2 separate regions of the Homo sapiens genome follow, and region 2 is linked to region 1. A link is a contact called in ENCODE Hi-C or POLR2A ChIA-PET data. All regions are on one chromosome and are shown on one strand. The core of a region is the stretch at or near the end of the contact, and the rest is flanking DNA. Distances in the headings are between cores, read along the strand shown. Region 1 holds the start of SEMA5A (semaphorin 5A). Region 2 overlaps SEMA5A (semaphorin 5A).

Region 1 (3,849 bases), core at 397-2,896:
GCATTTATGTCTGGCCACCACCTTTCCTGTCCCCTCTCCTAGCAAGGCTGACAGCTCTCTATAGCCACCAGATCAGCTCCCCCAACCCCCGGCCCCCAAAATGAAATTATTGCAAGATCTGCCTGGTTCTGCTGTTTGTTGCCTGGGACTCCCGCCCACTCGCCCAGGACCCAGCAACTGCCTGTGGCGCCTCGTCCTCCGAGCGCTCGCTCGCAGCGCCCCCTGCCGGGAATCCCGAGGACGCCGCAGGCGCAGGAAAGTTAAATCCCAACTCCGGCCGCGGCATCCTGGTACAAAGCAAGCAAAGGGCGAGGAGGTGAACGCGCTTCCCGCCAAAGCCAGGGGAACAGGGATGTGACCGCTCCAAGCCAGGCACCGGCCGCCGCGGGGAGCGAGCCGGGGGAATCACTCCTCCACGACCGTTCCCACGCACATCTTGGGAGAAACCATTCCCTCTGGAGCCCGATCTGCCCGAAACCCTGGGGTCTGAAACCCTGAGCCGCGGTGTGCAAAATCCGTGGAGCAGCGGAGGGATGCCTGGTGAAAGGGGCTCGCCTAGCTGCAGCGCACCTGGCTGGTGGTTCCCCAGGCCTCTGCATCCCCCGCCTTAGTGTCTTTCATTAACCAAGGCGCTTGGCGGAGTTGAGCCCAAGTCCCATTGCCTCCCGGTTCCCCTGTAAGGAAAGCAGGAAAACCTGCCCAAGCCGGTGGGGCTGCGAGGTGGCCGCTCCCGAACCGCCAAGTCCCGACCTCCGTGTCCCCTGCCCCCGGCTCGCGGCAGTGCGAGCCTGGAGGCGCGCCGGGGGCGGGCACAGACCAGTGTGCGCACCTTTCCGGGTGTTGGGCAGGGGTCCCGTCTCGCCCACCGCGACACTCCGGCTCCTTACCTCTCCATGCTCAGACCTCGGCACAGGCGGGTACACAAACTTCCAGCCCGTGCACTAGCTCAACTGTGGGCGCCCCCGGACTGACGGTCGTCCTAATCCTGTACGCGCAACCCCCGCCCAGGTGCCTGCTGATGGATCCCACCCGAGATCGGCACCACCCACCAGCCGACCGCTGCAGTCCCCGGGTCCCGGCCAGCGGCGCGGCGCGGCGCGGCGCGGTCAGGGGCTCCTGCCAAGGCCACGCAGGAATCGGGCGGGGGTCGCTCACCAGGTGCGAGGAGCGCTGGTGCCAGTCATCCAGCGCCTGGGGGCCAGAGCGGCTCCGAGGATCCTCTTCAGCACCTGGCTAGGGAAGTGGAGGCAGCAGCTGCAGCCGCCCCCTGCCACTTCCCCAGAGCCGCCCCCTACTCGCTGAGTTCCAGAATGGGGGCACCGGCTTGGGGGCCACGAGCACGGTCCCCGAGCGCGCGGCCAACCGGTGGGTGGGCAGGTTCGCGCCCAGCAGAGACGACCCTCGAGGTGGCAAAGTTGGGTGTCCAAGCCAGCTCCGCGGGGCAGTCCTGGGTGGGAGAAGGGAGCGTCCCGGGATGAGCGACACTGGCCGGGCCGCCCCTGCACGGGGAAGGTGGAGGGCCGGGGCTGCAGCGGGCCAAGGGCCGCGGCTGGCCTGAGGCTGCGAAGCCCACCCGCGGCGGGAAAGCAGCGCTCGGGAGCGGGCTCAGGGAGAGCAGCCGCCACCGGCGCCGCCTTCCCGGCAAGTAGATCGGCGCGGGGCGAGCGGGCGCGGAGAGCGCGGGGCGGAGAGCGCTGGGCGGGGAGCGGGGGACAGCCTGGGCCCACCCCCGCCCCGCCCCGCCCCTGCCCCGCCCCCGCCGCCGCGCCGCCTCCTCCTCCTCCTCCTCCCCGCCGGGGTGAAACTCGAGCGCCCCACCCGCGCCTGACCTCCCCGAGCCCCTCCCCGGGCCCCGCCCCTTCCCGGTACAGGACCCCCACCTTCGCTCCTGGGAGCCCCGCTGCACCCCAGGAGTTCCATTCCAGCCTCCCCAGTGCGAGTGCGGCCGAGCGCTGACTTTTGGGGGCTCCCTCCCCCGTCTCACTGGGTCCCTCTGCGGCTCCCCCGCCCGCTGTCCCGGTTCAGACGTGGCTGCACCCCGGAGGGGGGCGCCGGCCGAGACCTGAGACGTGGCGCTCCCTCTCTGCCGGCCTCGGCTTCAGGTACGTGCGGTTCCCTCGGCTAAATCTGGCCCGGGGGATGGGGGGCAGGGGCCGTCTGGTCCTCCGGAACTCGAACTTTGTGATTTTGTTCTTTCTGTGTGACATCCTCATCCGTTCTGAGGGAGAAACTCCTTAAAGAAGACGAGAGAGTCAGTCGTTGCGGGTTCTTGGAGGAGCACTTTGGGGGTGAGACTCCCGGCTAGTTCGGGTCGATTTCAGCGGGATTAAGTCAAGGAAATGAACAAATCTGACGAATCAGGGAGGCCAGAGAAGGCGTCCCCAGGTAGCCACGCTGAGCGTTAAGAGAGAAGTCCCGTATGGTCAAAGTCATTCGTCCAATTCTGTGTCAATTATTCCTTGTTGCACTTTTGCAGGATCCTTGGGCCTTACTAAGTACTCAGGTGAAAAGTTGATAATTGGGAAGCAAGTAAAGTACCTTTGAAGACGTGTATAATTGGACACTTTGTTGCAGTTCTTCAGTTTCTGGAGGAGGCGGTGGGGGGGGAGAGGGAGGGGGTCAGCCTCGCGAAAAGAGCAAATGGTAAAGTTATAGGAGTATAAGGCATAAAACTTGGGTTGGGAGTCCTGACTGGCCTTGAGTGGCCCTTTCCCACTGGATGGGGGTGCGGGACAGTATCTCTGGGCCCTTTTTACTCAGTCTGCGCCTCAGAGGGAGGCTTGAAGGTCCCCTGCATGAGGAAATGTGTGAATTGCCCCCTCCTGACCGCAGTGAGGTAGGGACCCCCGCAAGGACCCACGTTCACACCAGCGCCCTTCCAGCCAGTGGTGGGGTATGGATGGGCCTCGCTGGTCCTGGGCATGGTCCGGTGCGTCCATAAGGGTTCCATTGAGCTCATCCATAAAACAAAGAAGCTATTGCAGGCTGCAGGGTGTCATAGCTCGCACAGTAGCCATGCAGACCTAAGAGGACAATGGAAATACAAATTGCTATCGATGTGTCTTTATTTTCTAGAACTTTTTTTTAAAATAAAAGAATTAAGTGAAAGCAATTCCGAAGGTTTCTATGAAAGCCCAGCCCATCCCCAAATGCCCAGTCTCTGGCACGGGTGATCTGGCTGTCTTGGGTACTCAGGCCTTACTGGGATTTCCTTTAAGACCTCTGGGAGGAAGTGTCAGTAGCTGGGCAGGCCTTCTTGGCAAGCATTCCTCCCTGGGTTGTGGCGGGGGCTCCCGGCCTGCTGTGTGGCAGCTGCAGGCTCCTGGGGACCTGAAGGAAAAGCTTAACCGTTCTCCCTTCCCTTGCTTGGCACTTAGAGCACTAGTTCCATTCCAGACATTCCGATTATCTTGCCTACGTGGCACAGAGGCCTAGGAGCCTCCCTGGGAGGAAGAGGCAGGCCAAGGTCTTGCCTGGCTGCTTCTAGGGGGAAAGATGTAGGGAGGAAGCTGCCTTATGCTTGGATCTGCAGCCTTTGCCTGGACCTGTGGAGCCTACGTGGCCAGGGTGAGGGAGACAGAAATTAGAACCCAATGTATTCAGCTAATCCTCTTCTTGCCTCTGAACATTGCCGTTAATACTTGAAAAGAAAAAAAAAAAGCAAAAAAACTCTTGGCATATAGAGCTAAGCAGTGGGAAGAAGATAGCTTTCTAAACCATGACCCAATAGGTCTGATAACATAACATTTAACTGGATAAATTACATAATTTTGTATATATGTAGGGGGGAGTTGAATTCAGTTTTGCTGTTTACAGGCTGCACCAATGCATTGTTAAAAGATGTATATT
Region 2 (3,849 bases), core at 522-3,021, 310 kb before region 1:
ACCAACATTTTCATACTCATAGAATTTACACCAAATACATGAAATTTAGTCATGGGCTTAGATTTAGCTCTAATATTGAAGCATAAGGACCTTCCCCCTTACTATTTGCTTTTGGGTAGTAATGATGGGATGCTTAGATCTAGTCACTGTTAGAAAGGAACAATGAGTTGGTGACTATAGCACTGATGGTAGAAATGATCACTTCAGTGAAACTATGGAATAGACCCAGACGAGGCTTAAGGGAGAGGCCTTGAGACAAGATAATTTAAATATTAATTTTAACATTTTTATTTTATTCAAATAATATGTCATTTATCAATATTCATAGATAATGAAGGATGATTTTGCATATCCTTACTACCAAGATATACCTGTAAATGATAATCAATCAATAGATAGCTCATGCAAAGAACATAGCTAGGATTTTTCCCCAGTAGCAGTCATTTTCATACTATTATTAGCTCTGACTAAATGTTTAGAGCCACAGCTTTTAAATATTTTTTCTCAGAATTTCCAAATCTCACTTATGCTGATTAATTTGCTATGTGTGCTTCCACGTCTGATGCTAACTCACAAATGAAATGTGTGATTAGTGAAGAAAACAGACAGGGCTTGCTTTACAGAAAGGATGCCTACAGGCATCCATGGCCTAGCTCTCGTGAATAGTTTTTTGCGCAAATTGAGGCACCTGGGCTTTTTTTTTTTCTCTTTTCTATCATTGTATAGAGTGTGAACTTTTATAGGGTAAAAATATTTTTTTCATTCTCCATACCTGTTATCAGAATTATTATTTTCTATTTTACTATTAAAATTGGATTTCTGAAGGAACAGGGATGTGCGGTAATTCAATCATTAACAGAAAGACATTTTGAGATAGAGACTTTTTTCTGTTAATTTGGACTAATGTCAAATAATAAACTAAACCAAAAGCAACCTAGTGTCAAATCATATGAAGGAAAATAATGGCTTCACCCTTATTTTTTAGTAAGAAATGTTTTCTTTCTAATTATCCAAACTTGGGAGAATAACAAAGTCAGGCTAACACCATTCTCTAATATCTTCTGCCTTCCAAAGAATGTTACATAACAGAGATTAAATCATACAACACTGCATCTTGTATAATTTATGTTACTTGGCAAATATGAGTCCATAAGAAAAGTATTCTAGAAAGAACCACTTCAGTGTCTTTGAAACCAAAACAATGCTATAACTGTTTTCCCTTGTGCAGACTTGAAGATTTTTGTCAGTGTCAACATCTGATAAGAGAATTTGTTAATTCCTTCTGTGCTGTTTCCCTGTTCATAATGTTTGATGGTAACAATACAGTCATAGCTAATCAGCATCTGATGCAAACACATGATTTGAATTCCATACCAGGATGACAAATATTTTCATGAAAAGCAATGACACCTCCAGAGAAAACAGCCTCCCATACAGTTGCATAACTATATCCCCATGAAGTACAGATAAAATAAATGAAAATAAATGTGTTGTTGTTCATCTGATTTGACCTTTAGTATATTCCTTTCTTAGATCTCTTTACAAAATATTACTCAGTTTTTTTGTATTTAAGTAGATATCCACGTCTTGGCCTTTACTTAAACTTAAAACAGTATTGAGGATTGATTAAAACAGTATTGAGGACTGAAAGAATATGATATATTCTTTCAGCAGAGTAAAACTCATTATAACTTTGATTGTGTATTGCCAGAGGTTTCAGTATTACATATCACCAAGAGGAACTGGTGTTACACAATTACTAGGAAAACTATACAGTGAAATACTTTAGATAAAGAGTCATTCACGGTGGCTTTCATTGGTCTAGTGATTTTGTTAAAAGTTAAATAATAATGTTCTCTTCTATAAACATGAAAGCTATAAAGAGAAGGATTAGTCCCAGGGCTAAGGAAGAAGAATATTTACCAAATGCCATCAAAATTGTTCAGATCCTGCGGCTGAAATGGCAAACAAACAGCTTCACAAGTCTACCTAATGCCCAAATAGCCTTTGCATTTTCAAGATAAATATTGGCCAAAGATTGAAAGGGAAAATAAGAGAAGAAAGAATGTGAGAGTTTTAAAAAATATTTCATTATTTTTATCCAGCATACCAAAAAATAGCAACTGCTCTTACAAGTTTATTAGACCAATAATAAATATGACAAATCTTACAGATTTTCTGAAGATAGTGATTAGAAAGAAAAAAAATTAATTTCCTAAGGCATTTTATTACAGCCTCACTAGCTTGCCTATAATATTCAAATCCAGAATTAATTAAAGACCATGATTGTACAGCTTTTCTGTTCACTTTCTACCTGAATAGAGAACAGGATAAAGGGAAATTTTATATTAAGAATGGAACTTTACTTATTCCAGAAGACAGCAGGAATATATACATATTATTGGATAGCACAGAATTTGAAAAGGAATAGAATGGAGAAAAGTGGCTTTTCCAGATTATACTAGAATGGGATGCTCCAGATTCATCCCATAGTGTCCTCCTATTCACTAGGTCAGCTAGACTTTGCCTATTTCATCACTTGACAGACATGAAATTAAAAAAAAAAATCCATCAGAGACAAATAAGAGTATCAATGTACCTCCTCTCTGTGGGTTCTTATTTCTCACAGTGACGCATTTTTCTGTTTGAAATTAGGCTGTTTGTTTAACCTGGTCACAACTTCCTTATTCTTCTAGATCCATTCTAATGAACCAAATACCTCTTAATCAAGCCTTCTCTTTCATTTCTCAGTGAAAATTTTTATTATTTCATGTATCATGATTATAGAACAAGTCTCACTACTGATTTGAGAAGCCACGTGTCCACTTGTATTCAAAAGATGTTTTTCCACTAACCCAAACCTATCTTTACAATAGTCAAAACAAGTGCTAAAGCATTCTACATTTCAGATCTCAACCCAACATTCATAGTCTCATTTCCTGAGTCTCCCTTTTAAAAATATTTAATTTTTGTCATCTTTTGTCTTTTTCTATTTCAGGATAGCCCAGTAGAGAAAAGAAATATTTCTACTCTAGGCTATTCAATATTTTGTCTGCATTATATATTTCAGCAGCAGACATATAGCAGTAATATTGTGGTTACTTGAATATTCAAAGATTAGATACAGTAGGCAGTGAGTTTGAAACACCTACATTTTAAAAGACACAACGATTCCTGTTTGCAGTAAGTTTTTTTCTGTAAATACATACAAATAATACCTGTACTAAGGAACAACTCACAGAAGTTTTGCTTTATGCAAATACATTAATTATCTCCTTTATTTAACAAATATTCATTAAGTACCTACCAAACAGAAGACACTCTTCTATGTGACTGACAGAAGGAAAAACAGACATAGAGATACACATCAGATATTAATTTACAATACAGCATAAGTGTATTCCATCAGCCTAGACAGAATTATGTTAAATCTGAGGAGTCAACAGTGTTCATTTTCATTGTTATAGTAGCCATATGCACGTTAATCTCAGGTCCAGTGACACACTCTAACTTATAATATCATTAGCTTTCAGGATGTGACAAACATACAAAGAGAGCTACAAAAAAAAAAAAAAAAAAGAAGAGGCTTATGGAAAACCCATTTTATATCTGCATAAATCCTGGGTATGCAACAAAGCCCCCATTGTTTCAAGGTACAGCATCCATTGGACCGTGTTGCACACAGACATACTACGGTTAGGATAAATGGAGCTGTGATCTCAAGAGTAAATCAGATAGAGAAAAGAAAAAGAGATTGGCTCTTTTTATGTATGTGTTACATACATATAAATCCACAGTTCTCAGAAGTATATAAACAAAGCTGTGTATTATCACACTCCACCGCCAGAT

Evidence for each region. Hi-C counts contacts between places; a loop is a spot of excess contacts on that map. ChIA-PET counts read pairs that join two places held with the same protein, here RNA polymerase II (POLR2A). Pooled maps may share reads with other maps.
Region 2: a loop to region 1 is called in a map of IMR-90, with 6 times the contacts of the local background. The contact joins the enhancer-like site here to the promoter of SEMA5A in region 1. A Hi-C loop is called at or near these places in 4 of 168 maps with a recorded cell type or tissue (IMR-90, chondrocyte, dorsolateral prefrontal cortex and 1 more), 1 of 37 single-sample maps with no recorded cell type and 10 of 50 pooled maps. POLR2A ChIA-PET finds 5 or more read pairs at or near these places in 1 of 52 experiments (BJ).

The regions. Positions count from the first base shown.
Region 1 is chr5:9,544,429-9,548,277 of GRCh38, forward strand. SEMA5A (semaphorin 5A) reads right to left here and starts at 1,647. Exons shown (of 23, transcript NM_003966.3): 1 at 1,156-1,647. SNHG18 (small nucleolar RNA host gene 18) reads left to right here and starts at 1,772. Exons shown (of 3, transcript NR_045196.2): 1 at 1,772-2,102. RefSeq lists a silencer at 1,581-1,770.
Region 2 is chr5:9,238,005-9,241,853 of GRCh38, forward strand. The region is part of intron 5 of SEMA5A (semaphorin 5A); the gene reads right to left. Among named protein-coding and RNA genes, the nearest start is that of MIR4636, 190 kb to the left of the region's middle. Within about 2 kb of position 1,772, at least 2 of the 41 ENCODE cell types and tissues checked have a DNase peak (open chromatin) inside an H3K27ac peak, as active enhancers do.